2 separate regions of the Mus musculus genome follow, and region 2 is linked to region 1. Evidence: chromatin contacts called from ENCODE Hi-C or POLR2A ChIA-PET data. All regions are on one chromosome and are shown on one strand. Each heading gives the region's core, a stretch centred on a gene start or an enhancer-like site at or near the end of the contact. The rest is flanking DNA. Distances are from core to core; before and after follow the strand shown.

What was found. Hi-C counts contacts between places; a loop is a spot of excess contacts on that map. ChIA-PET counts read pairs that join two places held with the same protein, here RNA polymerase II (POLR2A).
Region 2: a loop to region 1 is called in a map of heart, with 1.9 times the contacts of the local background. The contact joins the promoter of Cmklr1 here to the enhancer-like site in region 1. A Hi-C loop is called at or near these places in 4 of 37 maps with a recorded cell type or tissue (heart and left cerebral cortex). POLR2A ChIA-PET finds 5 or more read pairs at or near these places in 2 of 5 experiments (both embryonic stem cell).

Annotation. Positions count from the first base shown.
Region 1 is chr5:113,608,725-113,612,574 of GRCm38, reverse strand. It overlaps Gm42002 (a long non-coding RNA gene), which reads right to left. Exons shown (of 3, transcript XR_878689.2): 3 at 1,583-2,619. It overlaps Cmklr1 (chemokine-like receptor 1), which reads left to right. Exons shown (of 3, transcript NM_008153.3): 3 at 1-220. Among named protein-coding and RNA genes, the nearest start is that of Gm42002, 7.4 kb to the right of the region's middle. Within about 2 kb of position 2,039, at least 1 of the 3 ENCODE cell types and tissues checked has a DNase peak (open chromatin) inside an H3K27ac peak, as active enhancers do; it is heart, where a contact is called at or near this core.
Region 2 is chr5:113,648,206-113,652,055 of GRCm38, reverse strand. It overlaps Cmklr1 (chemokine-like receptor 1), which reads left to right and starts at 1,666. Exons shown (of 3, transcript NM_008153.3): 1 at 1,666-1,835. It overlaps Gm52823 (a long non-coding RNA gene), which reads right to left and starts at 1,312. Exons shown (of 3, transcript XR_003955975.1): 1 at 1,179-1,312; 2 at 607-898.

The sequences.
Region 1 (3,850 bases), core at 790-3,289:
CACAGAAACCTCATATGTATGAGGACAAGCAGAGACTCAGAGAGGTTAAGCAACTGGCCCGAGGGGACCCAGTTAGATGTTGGTAGAGACTGGATTCGAATCGCAGTGGGCTTGGCTCGAAGGAAGATGAAGAGTCTGGGGAAACTAATAGGTTGGGGTTTTAGCCATAAATGCTGTTTTGTTCTGTTTTTTCCATGTAAACATCTTAATGGTCTTTTTGACGTCTTGCTTGTTGTTTTCAGAGTAATACAATATGCAAAGAAAAGGCGTACTCTCCAGCCCCAGCCTCCCTGGCTCCCATCACACACACCCTGAAATCTGCTAGGCAAGCAGAGGGAGGGAGCCTGGTAGGTCAGCCTGTCCAGTCCAAGGTCTTCTGGCCTGCAGTGTCCTCTGTTCCCTTCCAAGCCACTTTTCCACCGGGGTGTAACACACAGATGTGTGTCCTCCGGCCCCAGCCAGTTCCCGTATTATAGACTGCTGGGAGTCACACTTCATCAGGGGGACAGATTGTTCCTCCCTGGTCGGGTCTTAAGATGAGGCAGTTCTGAACAGATCCAAGCTGGAACCTCTGGCTTCTGAGAGAGCCCAAACAACCAAGGATTGGGAGCAGTAAGGGTGGTTTAAAAATAGCCTTGTGTTCCCATTGTCACCCTCTCCGCGACTCCCCAGGGCTACAGATGTGCAACTGAGGCGTGCCACGGTATGGGATTCATCATGTCAACGGAGGCGCCTGTCCGTGACTGGGGCCACATGGTGTCTTGGACAGTGCACTTCCCGGACATTGGGGCTGACCAGGTCAGGCAGGGGACCAGGAAATCTTGTTGCCATTGGAAAAGCTGACCAACAGGAGTGTTACACCAGTCAATGTCCACTCCCTAGAGCCCACCCTCTTCCTCCTGGCTACCACAACACCCCTGTTCTGACTTCCGTTCGTGCAAAGTGCTGAGTGAAACCTTCAGTCTTGTCCTCATGACTTCTCATAGCCTCACCCCCTCCTCCTTCCCCCTTTCTCTTATGTATAATCCCAGCAGCTGGCAAAGTGTGGTGGCTCCCTCCAAAGACTAACGGGCAGCACCTTCTCTGGAGCTGGAACCCGGCAGCCTGCCTCACGGCTGCCCCACTGAGTGGGCGATGAGCTGAGGGAACATGGGAGCAGGACATGATGTGAAGGGACAAGAAGGGGAGACCACTGGAGTGGGGGGGGAGCGGAGTGTGCTTCTAAGCATCCAGATGCCGAGGGCACCCCAATCTGTGCTTGGGCCTGGGGGAGGAGGACACTGTGTCCCTGTGGGTCACACAGAAGCTCAAATAAAGGCCAAAAGCTAGGAAGTGATGTGGGGCTCAGGGGCTTGGAACCAACTCTGCTGCCTGAGACTTCACTTTTGTCAGCCTATGGAAGCAGGATGGGAGGGAGGAGGGAGGGCAGGAGAGAGGAGGGAGGACAGGAGGGAGGAGGGAGGGCAGGAGAGAGGAGGGAGGACAGGAAGGAGGAGGGAGAACAGGAGGGAGGAGGGAAGACAGGAGAGAGGAGGGAGGGCAGGAGGGAGGACAGGAGGGAGGAGGGAAGACAGGAGGAAGGAGAGAGAACAGGGGGGAGGAGGGAGAATAAGAGGGAGGAAGGAAAACAGGAGGGAGGAGGGAGTAATGCCACCCCACCTCAGAACCTCCATCTCTGCCAAGCCATCTCTTTCCCACATCCCAGGCTCTCTTGAAACATCATCCCCAGGGACCCCCCCTGTCAAGAGAAGGACCTTGGGGTCTGTGGTTATGAGGTTCAAGTAGATCTGTCTACCCCCATGGGGAGGGTCAGACTTTGCCAAGGCTGGGGATTTGAAGACTGTTGCTGTCCCAGGAGAGCGGGCTGTTGTTGAGTGGGTGGCCTTGCGTGGGCGGCAGGACAGGACAGGACTCCCAGAGAGGGAGAGAGCTATGTGAGGGCTCCGAGGGCCGGGCTGCAGGGAGCAGGAGGTGGGCAGAAGACCAGGGCTGGGGAGGCACGGGTGCAGACTAATCTGCTCAGGCCTGCATGTTGGATCCCTCTGCATCTCTGCTGGGGAGAGGGAGCCAGGAGGCTCCAGCATTGAGCGGGTAGCCCCAGAGAGCTGGAGAGAGCTCTGAGCTTTCTCAGGGGAGCGGTTAGTGGGAAGGCAACCCCGGGCCCATCTGTGCGGCACAGAGGTCCTGCCGTGTTAGTCTGCTGATGGAAATTAATTGTAAATATTATTCAAACGTACCTCCCTGTGCACAATTATACTTCTCAGGGGAGTTCTCTGAGTACATCAGGAAACTCTGTAAATAATACATACATTAGCCCGTGCTAATGCTGCTGTGGTGGCCGTGCTAATGCTGCTGTGGTGGCCGTGGCTGTAAGATTTATTCCAAGTGTTTGTAGGGGGTTAGCCTTGGACACCCAGAAGTGTCTCCTCCAGAGGATGGGGGCAACCCTAGGCATGCCACCTAGATGCCTGGTCACTGGGCAGGTGGGGACACAGAGCTGGCAGGAGAGGAAGACACGCAGGTCTAGAGAGTTCCTAGCTGGGTTGAGAGGCAGCACTTCTGTCTCATGATCTCGTTGAGTCCTTACAGAAGCCTCTGTGGTAAGACCCAGCACCATGTCTGTAGATGGACAAAGAGGTAGAGAGATCCAGAAAGGTGAGGGTAGTGAGAGCTGAGAGCCAAACCCTGTCATCTGTCTGTCTGTCTGTCTGTCTGTTAGAAAGTTCTTGCTTTCCCAAGAAGTTAATCAATCTCTGTGCTCCACCCCCATTTCCCACTGCCAACTCCTGTAAACTTTCAAGTCACGTGATCATGAGTCCAGGGACTGTGCTGTCCGTGAAGGGGAGGACATGGCATTTACAGGGCTTGCCCATCTGTTCCTCTCAGCCTTTGGGTTTGGGGGTTTGGAACAGACACTACTTCAAGCTCACCCCTTCTCAGTATCCACTGACCCATTTCACAGATCACAAAACTGAGCAGGATAGTAGTGCTTTGGGGACATCCCCACCCACCTCACAGAATATCCTGCAACAAGAGGGATGTCCACACCCTCCTGAGAGTCAGTTTAAAATATCAGCTTAGATACCTGGGGCTCACCAAGCTGCCCTCTTCACCCCTGAGCCTCGAGTACCAGCTTTGGTGACCATGTGCCCCACCAGGGTCGAGCAGAATCCTGGCTGAAGAAGAGGCAGGTCTTAGCAAAACCCATTTTAGGGCAGAGGCAAGATACTCCTACGTCTTCGCTATTGGCCTGGATGTGGGTCTAGGGGGTGTCTCTGGACCTGCAAAGTCATGACAGGGGCTGTGGCAAACTCTCAATCTGTCTGTCTGAGAGGAAGATGCCTTTTGAAAAAAAATTAAAAGATCTTTTAGAAGCAAATCGATCCGTGGTGTCTCCAGGAGTGACCTTTCCTCTGTGTCCCTGAAGAGAGCAGATGTGGGGCTTTGCAGACAGCAGGGAAACCCCTCCCCATCTCTGCATCTGGTGCTGCTTTACCTAGGTTCTATGCACCCCCCCCCCAAAGTCACCCTCTCACTGGGCATGGCTGCTCACCTGGGATCCTGGGATCAAAATATTGAAGCAGTGAGAGTTGGGAATTGGAAGGTAGCCAGGGCTACAGAATGACATCTCACTTCAAACACTCCAGCCCAAACCAAGCAAGCAAGTCACCCCTCAGCCTAGAGGCGCCACCATTTCCTCTGAGGCTGCCATTCCATTCAGGTCACAGGTGAGATCTCAATTTTTCTGTACGCATGGCCACCTTTACTTAGCCATGCCTTTAGTAGTCTCCTGTCTGTCCCCTGTTGGGAGGAGAACTCCATCAGGGCAGGGATGTGTGTGTCTAACTTG
Region 2 (3,850 bases), core at 417-2,916, 40 kb before region 1:
CTTTCTCCATTCTTCTCTTGTCTTTATCCTCATCTCTCTATCTTTCTTCCCCTCCCTCCCCTCACTCTTATTTCTCCTCCCCTCCCTCTTCTTCTCTCTCCTCCCTCTTTCTTCCCCTCCCCTTCCCTCTTCTCTCTCCTCCCCCTTTCTTCCCCTCCCCTCCCTCTTCTCTCTCCTTTCTTCTCCCCCTCCCCTCCCTCCTCTTCTCTCTCCTCCTCTTCCTTCCCCTCCCTCCATTCTTCTCTCCTCCCCCTTTCTTCCCCTCCCTCTTCTCCTCCCCTCCCTTTGTTCCCCTCCCTCTTCTCTCCTCCTCCTCTGTATTCCCTCCTCTCCTCTCCCCTCCTCTCCTCTCCTCTCCTCTCCTCTCCTCTCCTCTCCTCTCCTCTCCTCTCCTCTCCTCTCCTCTCCTCTCCTCTCCTCTCCTCTCCTCTCCTTCTCCCCCTTTCTTCCCCTCCCCTCCCTCCTCTTCTCTCTCCTCCTTTTCCTTCCCCTCCTCTCCCTCTTCTCTCTCCTCCCCCTTACTTCCCCCCTTCTTCTCTCTCCTCACCCTTCTCCATTACCTTTCCCCTGCTTCCTTTCCTTCTTCTTTCTCTCCCCTCTCCTCACCTGTAAGTAGCTTTAGGCAGCAGGGCTTCCAACCATGACAGACCTCAGCTTGGTCTTAGCTGTGAGCCCGAGCCGGCTGCCTGGGCACAGATTCTGGTCCACGGCCTCAGCATCTCCATCCGCCATGCGTGATCTACTCTTCCAGCCCCGTTGCAGCAGGCATGGTGATGCATGACACTCTCAACCAAAGCACTTGCTATGGATCACACAGGCCAAGGACTGTTATGTCTTCCTTCTGGAGGTTGAGGACTGGGATCTAGCCTGGTTGGGCTCCAGCTCTGCCATCTCCTAGCTGGGTAGCATAGGGTAAGAAACTTAACCTTTCTGTGCCCCAATTTCCTTACCAATAAACAAGGGTAATAAAAATACCTGTCCACAACCACCACTGCCGTAGGGAGGATGTAGTATCAAGTTCCTAGCACTGTGAAGGTTGTGTACTGAGTGCCCAGTACCCTGCCTTGTTCTTGGCTACTTCAACAATTCTGTTGCTGTCGGTGCCAATAAACTAGGCACTATATCAGGTGGTGGGGACAGACTGGGGAAGACAGGCAGCAGGCAGGACAGCGTGATACCTCTGTCAGTGCTTGCTGTGATGTGGAAACCCAGAGTAGTCTGTCAGGGGAGGTTTCTTCATCACGGAGAAGGAGCTGGAAGCCATCTGGCCACACTAGGGGCAAGAATAGCACTCAGAAGTAGGGAACAGCAGGCAAGAGGCCATAGGGCTTGCTACCGTCCCTACTGCGGGCAAAGATAACCAGCTGCGGGTGGGTCTTCAGGTCGGTCAGGAGTAACTTCCCCAGCAGCCTGGTTTCAAGGCTCCATTTGCGGCTCCAGTTGTGCGCCCAGACAAGGGGCGGGTCATTCCTAGTGGGCCGTTACCACCCAGGAGCCCAGCCTGGCTGGCAGGCGAAGCCTCCTCTGGGGGAGTGGCGGGGGGCCCACTCCACACAGCTGGCGCCCCCGCCCTCCCCAGGCTGTTTCCTGCTCCTCCCGCCCCTCCCCGCTCCAGCTGTTTCTCAGGCTGAGTTCTGTCCCTGTCCCCACACAGAACACAGGACAGAGGGAGGCTCTTAGGATGTTGTGCTCCGCGGGGCTCAGACGAAATCTTCTGTGAATGGAAGAAATGCTTCCAAGCAAACAGCCACTACCAGAACAACTGAGAAAGAGGCCAGAGCGCGAGTTCTCAAACCCTGAAGTCGCAGGAGCCGGAGGGGGATATTGGAGAGAAGGTACAGCACTTGGTTCTGAGTCCTGCAGAGGGCGGGAAGGGACGCGCAGGCAGGGACTGGAGCTCCTCTTTGGGTGTGTGTCAAAGGAAAAGTTTCTAGCATAGAATCAGAGCTGAAGAGCGACGCTGGTGTTTGTGAAAACCAGCGTGGCCACCGCAGGCCATCCGTGAGGATGAATCCTTCCTCGACTCAGAGCAAAGCCCACTTGTGCCGTGCCACAGACCACCCCCGTCAGGCTCTCCGGCTCCCGAGAGGACAGTTCAGTGGCTGCTGACAAAGGCTGGCCTTGGGGGCATGTAACTACTGTGAGGTCCACTTCTCTTTTTGTTTTTTAGTATTCTGAGTGACCAGCGCTGCCATGAACACTTTGTGGGATAGTTTTGCTTTGTGTATTAGTCCCGTGGATATATTCCCATAGGTGACCCCATATCACTGTGTGTGTGTGATGCTCTGTGTGATGTCCAGATGTGCAGGCAGAGGGAGAACGTGGGGTGTCTTCTTCTGTCACTCTCTGATTATCATAAGCCTTGTCAAGGTCTCTCATAGACCCAGAGAGAGGCAGAGGCAGGAGGATCTCTGTGAGTTCAAGGCCAGCCTGGTCTACAGAGTGAGTTCCAGGACAGCCAGGGCTACATGGAGAAACCATGTTTTAAAATTATTTTATTTTTAATTATATATATGCATGCCAATATCTATGTGGGTCTGTGCATGTGAGTGCACGTGAGTCCCGGACAAAAGAGGATCAACTTCCCCTACAGCTGGTGTTACATACAGATGCTGATGAAACCATGTCAATGCTGGGAATTGAACCTGGGTCTTCTGGAAGAACAGCTGGTACTCTTAACCACCGAGCCATCGCTCCAGTTCTTCACTACCCTTTTTTAAAGATATGTGAGCTGTCTGGTCATGGCAATTTCTTCCTGCTGACGCTGTACATGGCATGGCATAGGGGTGCAATAGCCTTGAAGCCTTCTTAACACTAGGGCTGCCTGCCTCTGCTTGAGATGCTTCTGCTTGCAACTCTTTATGTGATGGGGCAGGGTCTCTCGCTGGGACCCTGAGCTCACTGACTAGGCTTAGCTGGCTGGGCAGTGAGCCCTATGGATCTTCCTGACTTCTGCTTGCAACTCTTTATGTGATGTGGCTCAGAGAGGACAGGCCACAGGTCTGAGGTCACACAGTGAGGAAGTGGAGGAGGAGGAGGTCTTGTGTTTGCTGTGTCTTAAGAAAGCCTTGATTTCCCTTTAACTCTCTCTCCTTCCCCTTTCCAAGGGGATCTGTGGTTCTGGCTTCTGTCAAGGGCAAGGCTGGCTTGTCTCAGGACCTTGCTGCTGCCAGTGTGTGTGCCTGTTCACAGTTCACTCAAGCTGCAGAAGGGGCTGGCTCGGGACTCTCTTCTGAAAGGCTTAGCTTAAACTTGTGGGGTGTCTGGCATGTGCGAGATATCATCTGAGAGCCAAGGACAAGTGGCTCTGGACTCGCCCAACTCTTTGAGGAGTAGATGAACCCCATACAGGCTTCTATCTACCTCAACCCAGTAGAGAGGTCTCCGCACCCCCATATAGCTGCTTCCACATGGTCTTATAATCTGTCACTCATCTAGTCTGTCTCCTAGCAACCTGGGGCTCACTGAGGCACAGCTCAGTGTTATGTCCCTGGGGACCTCCATCCCCTCCCTAAGAGCTGTCCATGGAGAAGCTGGGCCCCAGTTTTAGCATCTGCAGAATGGGCTGGGAGACTGGACTATAGTCCTGCCTCTTAGATGCCTGATTACGAATGACATCTTGAGGTGGTTTTCTGGACTCGACCATGCCTCACGATGAGGGTTCTAGTAACACCCCCAGTTTGCAGATTAGAAACCCGAGGCCTTTTAGGGTTCTAGAGACAGACCACCACAGACTCTATAGGGCCCCGCAGCTCTAGATCTGGGTTTGTGCCTCAGTTTCCACATCTGTGAGACGGGGTTCTGAACAGGAGCTACCCAGTAGAATTTTTACAAAGGAGAAGTGAGATAG